2 separate regions of the Homo sapiens genome follow, and region 2 is linked to region 1. A link is an interaction called in ENCODE POLR2A ChIA-PET data of the cell type or tissue named here. Cell type or tissue: OCI-LY7. All regions are shown on one strand. Each heading gives the region's core, and the rest is flanking DNA. Links, peaks and the distances in the headings are about the cores only. Region 1 overlaps PLOD1 (procollagen-lysine,2-oxoglutarate 5-dioxygenase 1). Region 2 overlaps C1orf167 (chromosome 1 open reading frame 167).

What was found. ChIA-PET counts read pairs that join two places held together with the same protein. Peaks named below come from ENCODE experiments on the same cell type or tissue, not always from the same donor. Only the 100,000 strongest peaks of a DNase experiment are listed, where the experiment ranks them.
Region 2: POLR2A ChIA-PET joins it to region 1 with 6 read pairs; 2 of 35 experiments call an interaction of 5 or more read pairs at or near these places.

Annotation. Positions count from the first base shown.
Region 1 is chr1:11,965,563-11,969,949 of GRCh38, reverse strand. It overlaps PLOD1 (procollagen-lysine,2-oxoglutarate 5-dioxygenase 1), which reads right to left. Exons shown (of 19, transcript NM_000302.4): 14 at 4,357-4,387; 15 at 3,634-3,699; 16 at 2,859-2,963. Among named protein-coding and RNA genes, the nearest start is that of MFN2, 13 kb to the left of the region's middle. RefSeq lists enhancers at 2,532-3,032, 3,033-3,533. In OCI-LY7, for the core only: CTCF peaks have their summits at 2,428 (motif pointing left) and 2,633; a DNase peak (open chromatin) is centred at 2,639.
Region 2 is chr1:11,770,145-11,774,531 of GRCh38, reverse strand. It overlaps C1orf167 (chromosome 1 open reading frame 167), which reads right to left. Exons shown (of 21, transcript NM_001010881.2): 7 at 2,896-3,008; 8 at 2,273-2,450. Among named protein-coding and RNA genes, the nearest start is that of C1orf167-AS1, 7.3 kb to the left of the region's middle. In OCI-LY7, for the core only: no CTCF peak of the experiment used is centred there; a DNase peak (open chromatin) is centred at 1,821; H3K4me3 peaks cover 514 bases; H3K27ac peaks cover 1,427 bases.

The DNA.
Region 1 (4,387 bases), core at 311-4,310:
TTCTTTGTAGAGATGAGGTCTCACTATGTTGCCCAGGCTGGTCTTAAACCCCTGGACTCAAGCGATCCTCCTGCCTCAGCCTCCCAAAGTGTTGGGATTATAGGCATGAACCACTGCGCCTGGCTAAAGGAGGATACTGAAGAGAGATTCTGTCTCTTGCTGGCCTTGAAGAAGCAAGTTAAGTTCTACAGCTGCAGGGGAATGAATTCTGCAACAACCAAGTGAGTTTGGAATGGAATCCTGGGCCTCAGATGAGACCCCAACCCCAGCTGACACCTCAATGACCCAGCTAAACTGGGCCCAGATTCCTGACCCACAGAAACCAGGAGATAACACACGGGTGTTATTCTGAGCCACAGTCATTTGTTACAGAGCACTGAAAACTTGTTCCAGGGCCAGAGTCAGCTGGGGTCCGAGGTCTGGCCCTGTCACTGGAGCACAAGCATCAGCCAGCCCCCAGAATGCACGGGCTAGTCCAGTTCCTGGCTTCTGGAGATCAGCTCAGCAACCAAAGCATGTGGATTAGGAAGATAACCAGAACTTCAGGTTAGTCCAGTTGCCAGGTCAGAGGTTGGCACACAGGTCCAGGGTCTCATGTGCCTTTAAAAACGGTGCCTTAAACTTGGGAACACACATTTCTGTTAAACAACTTAGAAAATGAGGCCAGGCACGGTGGCTCACGCCTGTAATCCCAGCACTTTGGGAGGCCAAGGTGGGTGGATCACCGGAGGTCAGGAGTTTCAGACCAGCCTCACAAACACGGTGAAACCCCTGTCTCTACTAAAAATACAAAAATTAGCCAGGCGTAGTGGTGGGTACCTGTAATCCTAGCTACTCAGGCGGAGGTTGCAGTGAGCTGAGATTGTGCCATTGCACTCCACCTGGGTGACGAGCAAAACTCCGTCTCAAAAAAAAAAAAAAAAAAAAAATTAGGCATGGTGGCCAGCACCTGTAATCCCAGCTACTTGTGAAGCTGAGGCAAGAGAATCACTTGAACTCAGGAGGCAGAGGTTTCAGTGAGCCGAGATCGCACCACTGCACCACTGCACCACTGCACCCCAGCCTGGGCGACAGAGCGAGGCTCCACTTCACCAAAAAAAAAAAAAAAAAGGACGTAGAAAATGAGAGGTGGGGTGCCCGGTGCGGTGGCTCATGCCTGTAATCCCACCACTTTGGGAGGCTGAGGCAGGTGGATCACAACATGAGGTCAGGAGTTCGAGACCAGCCTGACCAAAATGGTGAAACCCATCTCTACTAAATATACAAAAATTAGTCGGGCATGGTGGCAGGCGCCTGTAATCCCAGCTACTCGGGAGGCTGAGGCAAGAGAACTGCTTGAACCTGGGAGGCGGAGGTTGCAGTGAGCTGAGATGGCGCCACTGCACTCCAGCCTGGGCGACACAGCGAGACTCCATTCAAAAAAAAAAAAAAGAAAAAAGAAAATCAGAGGTGGGTTGGGGCTTGAAGTACATAGGAGATATGAATGTTGTAAAACTGTCAGGAGACGAAAAATTCCTTTCTGCAGTTTCTCTTCTGTGAAAGGGCTAAGGACAGAGTTTGCTTAGTAGGTAATGTTGCCTTTAAGTACAGTGGTGTATTTTTATTCAAGATTGTGCTCTTTTATCAAAATCCTATGGAAATAAATGTTCTGGGATCATTAAAATAAAAAAAATAAATAAAATAAAAAGGTGCCTTAGGCCAGACACGGTGGCTCACGCCTGTAATCCCAGCAATTTGGGAGGCCGAGGTGGGTAGCTTACCTGAGGCCAGGAGTTTGAGACCAGCCTGGCCAACATGGTGAAACCCAGTGTCTACTAAAAATACAAAAATTAGCCAGGGATGGTGGCACACGCCTGTAGTCCCAGCTACTGGAGAGGCTGAGGCAAGAAAACTGCTTGAACTTGGGAAAGGAAGGTTGCAGTGAGCTGAGATCATGCCACTGCACTCCAGCCTAGGTGACAGAACGAGACACTGCCTTAAAAAAAAAAAAAAAATTTACACACACACAATTAAATAAATAAAGAATACAAAGATTAGCTGGGCGTGGTGGCACACGTCTATAATCCCAGCTACTCGGCAAGCTGAGGCATGAGAATCTCTTGAACCTGGGAGGCAGAGGTTGCAATGAGCCAAGATTGCGCCACTGTACTCCAGCCTGGGCGACAGAGTGAGACTCGGTCTCTAAATTAATTAATTAATTAATTAATTAAAATAAATAAAATGAAATTGTGCCTGGTTCACAACCAGCCTGGGCAACACAGCCAGACCCCGTCTCTATTATTTAAAAAAAATATATATATATATATATAAATAAAATCTATATATATTTCTTTTTATATATATATATATATACACACACACACACATGAAAAGAAAAAAAAAAATGGTACCTGAACTTTCCAGGACAGGAACAGGTGTTGGGATTCTCACGGAGAGAACACAGGGCCTAGCACCCTCAGCAGGCCACCTGCTCCTGCTGTCTGATGAACTTGGACCCGACAGCCCTTCCTAATGCCCCTCATCCCACCTTGGCCCTTTCCTCCCCAGCTCCACCTGGGGGAAGTCTAGGGAACCAAGCTAAGCCATTCCAATAGCAAACCAGGAACTGAAAACCTAGTAGCTTACGGTCAAGGCAACTCAAAGCCACACGGTGGCAACAGCAGCTCAGGGACCAAACTCCATCTCAGGTTTCTCAATCCCTCTACTCCTACCTGCCTGCAGATACCCATGCCAGCACCCCTATGTCAAGAGTCCCAGAAAGGGTGGCCAGGCCAGCTTGCCAGAAGACCCCAGACAGTGAGCGGCACTGATGGAGAGGCAGCCTCCCTGCGGCCCCAGCCCAGGCATCAGGGTCCCACCTTGTTGTTGCCCAGAGACCACTGGCCAAAGTGCTCCATCTCCTCCACCAGCTCATCACAGGCCACCTCCGTGAAGATGGGGAACCAATAGACATCCGGGCAGGGCTGGGGAGGGCAGGGACTCAGTCAAGGGGGTCCACAGTGGCACCACAGAATCCTCCTTCCTCTTCAGGGCCACACACCCAAGCCAGGGAGCCCTCCCAGTGTCCCCGGGGAGCAGGGCCTTGTCAATCCTGGAGAGACTGAGTGGGGAGGAGGAGGCAGAGCCCAGAGACAGACTTTCCCAGCCGAGGTCACAGAGCTACCAGCGCCAAGGTCAGACAGAAACATGGGCATGGAGGGAGGGAGGGGGCAGAGGCCCCAGGCTCGGGGGAAGCAGACATTAGTGAGTGGAGAGAAGCAGCCACTCCCCGAAGTGGTCCAGGCATGGTGGGCCACAGTGGCCATCACATCCAGGATGTTTTCCTCCTTCCTGCCTGGGCCAGGTAGAGAGGCCCTGCAGACTCCCACAGCCTCCAGCAGGAAAGTGCCAACAGGTAGAGGGGCCATCCTGCCTCCCCCCACCCCCATCCCACCACCCCCCACTCCCATCCCGCCGCCCCCCCATTCCCATCCCGCCACCCCCAACTCCCATCCTGCCGCCCCCCAACTCCCATCCCTCCACCCCCAACTCCCATCCTGCTGTCCCCCACTCCCCAGGGCAAGCAGTTTCCCTTCTGTGCCCTGCCCCCTGCAGCAGGCAAGGCTGGTCCAAGAGGGTGTCCATGGCCCTTACCGTCTCCACCAGCTTCCCTGCCAGGGCTTTGGTGTAGTTCTGGTGGATGTACTTCTCCTTCCAGTCCTGTGGGAAGTGGGAAGCAGGCTAGGGTCCTCACCATTGGCTCAACTGCCAGGGATGCTCAGAGCAGACCCCTCAAAGTGGGAGTGAAGGTGTACGTGCTTGACAGAGGCAGGTGTTCACCTGCACCCACTGGGTGCGTGTGTGTTGTCTGGGTGCACAGGTGTGCCCATAGGAGGTGGTGTTTGCACATGTATGTACATGTGTGTGCTTGTGTGTATATGTCTGTGTGCAGGCATGTGCTTACACCCATCAGCTGTGAGCTCCCAACGTCTAGAAACAGTTACAACTGTCTCCCCTTCTGATCATCACAACACCCTCATGGGTAAGACAGGCTGGGACAGTATACCCATTTTGGAGCTAAGATAACTAAGGTCCCCAAAGCTGGAAGGCTCAACTAAGTCCCAGATGATGGCAGATCTAGGCCACAAACCCAGGCCTCTTGAGTCCTGGTCCCTCCTCCAATAGATGGTGTTGCCTCTCTGGACACCCTTCTCTCCCTACCCAAATCCTGCCCTATAGCCTCCTGGGGTGAAGGGAGGGTGGCAGGTGGCCTACAGGGGTCCTGGCTGTTGTAAGACTCTGAGAGGGAAGTCCCTCCGACTGCAGGATCACTGGGCCCCTTTGCTCCCAGCCCCTATGTGCCCACCCTGGCCTCACCTCGGGGTTGCTGAACACCTCCCAGAGGTCG
Region 2 (4,387 bases), core at 146-4,145, 200 kb after region 1:
ACCACTGAACCTTGGTCTAGGTCAGCTTCCTGCACTAAAAATTCTCACAGAAAACTACACCAGGGGGATGTAGTCAGCAAAATGCAGACAGTGGGAAACTAGCAGGCAAGCAAGTTGATTTCTTCAACAAATAACGTGCAATCAAAAAAATGAAGGGGAGCCTATAGTTTACAAAGATTTTAACAGGCCGGGCGTGGTGGCTCACACCTGTAATCCCAGCACTCAGGGAAGCCGAGGTGGGAGGATTGCTTGAGCCCAGGCTGGAGTGCAGTGGTGCGATCATGGCTCACCAGTGGGACTCTGTCTCTACCAAAATTTTTTAAAATTCGCCAGGCATGGTAGCTCACACCTGTAATCTCAGCACTTTGGGAGGTCAAGGTGGGCGAATTGCTTGAGTCCAGGAGTTCGAGGCCAGCCTGAGCAACGTGGCAAAAAATTAAATCTCTACAAAAAATTTAAAAATTAGCCAGGTGTGGTGGTATGCACCTATAGTCCCAGCTACTTGGAGGCAGAGGTGAGAGGATCCCTTGAGCCTAGGAATTTGAGGCTACAGTGAGACATGATTGCACCACTGCACTCCAGCCTGGGTGACACAGTAAGACCCTGTCTCTATTTTTTTTTAATTAAAAATAAAAAGACTTGAATGACTTATCAACCAACTGCCATACATGGACCTCATTGCAAACTCTAATACAATATATACTTGCAAATGTGAATACTGGCCAGATATTCGTGAGTATTAAGGAACAGTTGTTTCATTATTTTTTAGTTGTGAGAGTGGTATTGTGGTTATGTTTTTATTATTTATTTATTTACTTATTTCTGAGATGGAGTCTCACTCTGTCGCCTAGGCTGGAGTGCAGTGGCACGATCTCGGCTCACTGCAACCTCTGCCTCCCGGGTTCAAGCAATTCTCATGCCTCAGCTTCCCGAGTAGCTGGGATTACAGGTGTTCACCATCATACTCGACAAATTTTTGTATTTTTAGTAGAGATGGGGTTTCACCATGTTGTCCAGGCTGGTCTCAAACTCCTGACCTCAAGTGATCCACCTGCCTCGGCCTCCCAAAGTGCTGGGATTACAGGCATGAGCCACCGCGCCCGGCCAGTGGTTATGTTTCTAAAGAGTCCTTATCTTTTAGAGAGGCATATAAAAATATTTATGGATGAAATGGTATAATGCATGGGATTTGCCTCAAAATAATTTGGAGCGGGGGATGTATTTGGAGTACACATGAAACAAGCTTCAAGAGAGGCTGATTTTGTTGAAGCTGGGTAATTGGTGCGCTGGGGTTTATTATCCTATCTGCTCTACTTTTGAGTAAGAAAAATGCCCCACAGGCCGGGTGCGGTGGCTCATGCCTGTAATCCCAGCACTTTGGGAGGCCGAGGTGGGTGGATCACCTGAGGTCAGGACCAGCCTGACCAATATGGTGAAACCCTGACTCTGCTAAAAATACAAAAAAAATTAGCCGGGCGTGGTGGCATGTGCCTGTAGTCCCAGGTACTTGGGAGGTGAGGCAGGAGAATCGCTTGAGCCCAGGAGGTGGAGGTTGCAGTGAGCCGAGATCGTGCCACTGCACTCTAGCCTGGGTGACAGAGCGAGACTCCGTCTCAAATAATAATAATAATAATAATGCCCCATAATAAAAAGTTAACCACCAGGGAGCAAAAAAAGAAACTCATAGATCTGTGTTCCTTCTCTTCACAACACTTAAGCCAGGTGGTATTCACATACACCCTTGGGACTGCTAGTTTCCTGTCTGTTCCCCCACCAGCCATGGGTTCCACTGTGATGATGGGCAGAGGTGGGAGGCCGGGACTAAGCTTTGCTTATATCCAAATCCCAGCCAGTGGGGCGGGCTAGCATGTTCTAGGCATGCTCAGTCGATGGCTGCTTTCATTTCCTATTTGCATCCTTGCCTCTCAATACTAGGAGTCAAGAGCTGACTTAAAGGGAAGTGGGGGCCAGGCATGCTGGCTCACGCCTGTAATCCCAGCACTTCTGGAGGCCAAGGTGGGCAGATCACTTGAGTTCAGGAGTTCGAGACCAGCCTGGGCAACATGGTGGAACCCTGTCTCTATCAAAAATACAAAAAAATTAGCTGTGCGTGGTGGCACATGCTTATGGTCCCAGCTACTCGAGAGGCTGAGGTGGGAGGATTGCTTGAGCCAGGGAGGTGGAGGGTGCAGTGAGCAAGATGGTGCCACTGTACTTCAGCCTAGGTGACAGAGTGAGACCTCATCTCAAAAAAAAGGGAAGGGCATCCTACCTGCACAGCCAAGCTCTCTGGTGCTGGGGGCTCAGTGGGGCCACCCAGGCTACACCTGCAGCAGTAGAGTGCCAGGCCTGGGGGAAGCTCCCTGTCCTCTGTGTGGCCCTGGTGGCCTTCCGCAGAGTCTCCCTCTCCTGTCTGGCCCGTTTCTTCTGTTGGCACCACAGGAAGAACACTAAGGAGAGAGGGAGGAGGGAGAGAAAAGAGAGAGTAAGCAGATGGGAGGATCTGAGCCAGGAGGGGCCCCTGACATGTGGGGTGCCTGTCGCAGGGCACCCCCCATCTCTGAGTAAGTGAAGTCTAGCTCCAATACTCCAGCCTCTGGTGTGGGCCTGCATCAGTGTATCAGCCCAGAAATGCAGGCCGTGCTCCTCTCATGCTGTGTGTCCTCAAACAAGTCACTTAACTTATCTGTGCCTCAGTTCCCCATCCGTAAAATGGGCACAGTTCCTCTTGGGGGTCACTGTGAGGCTCAAATGAGATTGTCTCTGGGAATGTGCCAAAGCAGATGCAAAATAAACATTCATTCGCCCAGGGTCCCCCGCCCCTGCCCAGTGTGGAGCTCAGGCCCTGCGTGGCCAGGCTCCATCTCCCCGCTTTCCCAGCACCCCACGTCTCACCAGCCAGTTGCAGGGCCTGCAGGATCTGGACTCTCTCGTGTCTGCTGTCTGTTCTCTGCCTAGGATGTGACAGAAGCCGCTGAGCAATCTCCTCCTCCCTCAGACTTCCTGGACTAAAAGCAAAGTTGCCCAGAGAGAAGCTGATGACCCGGGAGGAAGGGCACTCGGTCCCAACCTGTCCGCCCCACCCCAGGCAGGTGCGGTCTGCCCTTGGGAGCAGGGGGCGCTGAGTCCCCCTACCCTCTTCTGGACAGTTTATTTTATGTCGGATTTAAAAGCTATTGCTGGGGGGAGGTTCTGCTCTTGATTTATTCTCTTTAATACTATTTGGATTTTTTTAAACAACAAACATGTATTAAAATAAATATCATTTAAATAATTATTTAAATACATTTGTTCAATTTAAAAATAAGAACATGGCCAGGCATGGTGGCTCACACCTGTAATCCGAGGACTTTAGGAGGCTGAGACGGGCAGATCACTTGAAGCCAGGAGTTTGAGACCAGCCTGGCCGACATAGTGAAACTCCGTCTCTACTACAAAAAAAAAAAAAAAAAAAAAAAAAAATATATATATATATATATATACACACACACACACACACATACACACACACGCTGCCAGAGGTGATATATACACACACACACACACACACACACACACAAATTAGCCAGTGTGGTGGCACACACTTGTAGTCCCAGCTACTCGGGAGGCTGAGGCATGAGAATTGCTTGAGCCTGGGAAGCACAGGTGGCAGTGAGCAGAGATCACACTACTGTACTCCAGCCTGGGTGACAGAGCAAGGCTCTGTTTAAAAAAAAAAAAATACCCAACTGTAGTAGAAAATTGGGGAAATAAAGAAAAAAATAACCAGAGGCCGGGCGCAGTGGCTCACGTCTATAATCCCAGCACTGTGGTAGGTTGAGGCAGGCAGATACCTTGAGGCCAGGAGTTTGAGACCAGCCTGACCAACATGGCGAAACCCCATCTCTACTAAAAATACAAAAATACAAAAAAAAAAAAAAATCAGCCAGGCGTGGTGGTGTGTGCCTATAATCCCAGCTACTTGGGAGCCTGAGGCGGGAGAATCGCTTGAACCCAGGAGGCGGAGGTTGCAGTGAGCCAGATTGTTCCACACACTCCAGCCTGGGCAACAGAGCGATACTCTGACTCGAAAAAAAAAAAAAGAAAAATATAACCGACTTTAATCCCACTGTCCCAGAGATAAGCATAGTTTCCATTTTAGCATTTTTAAATGAAATATCTTTTACTCCTTAATTGTGGTAAAATACACATCAGAAAGTTTACCATTGTAACCATTTTTAAGTGTACAGTTCAGCAGTGTTAGGGATTTTCACATTGCACATTTTCAGGTTTTTTTTTTTCTTTCTGGTCCTTTTTCTATGCACCATGTGGTTTCTATGCAACTATGTGGTTGGGAAAAATATTTTGGATACATTTTTATGCTCCTTTAAGAAAAATTTAACATTGC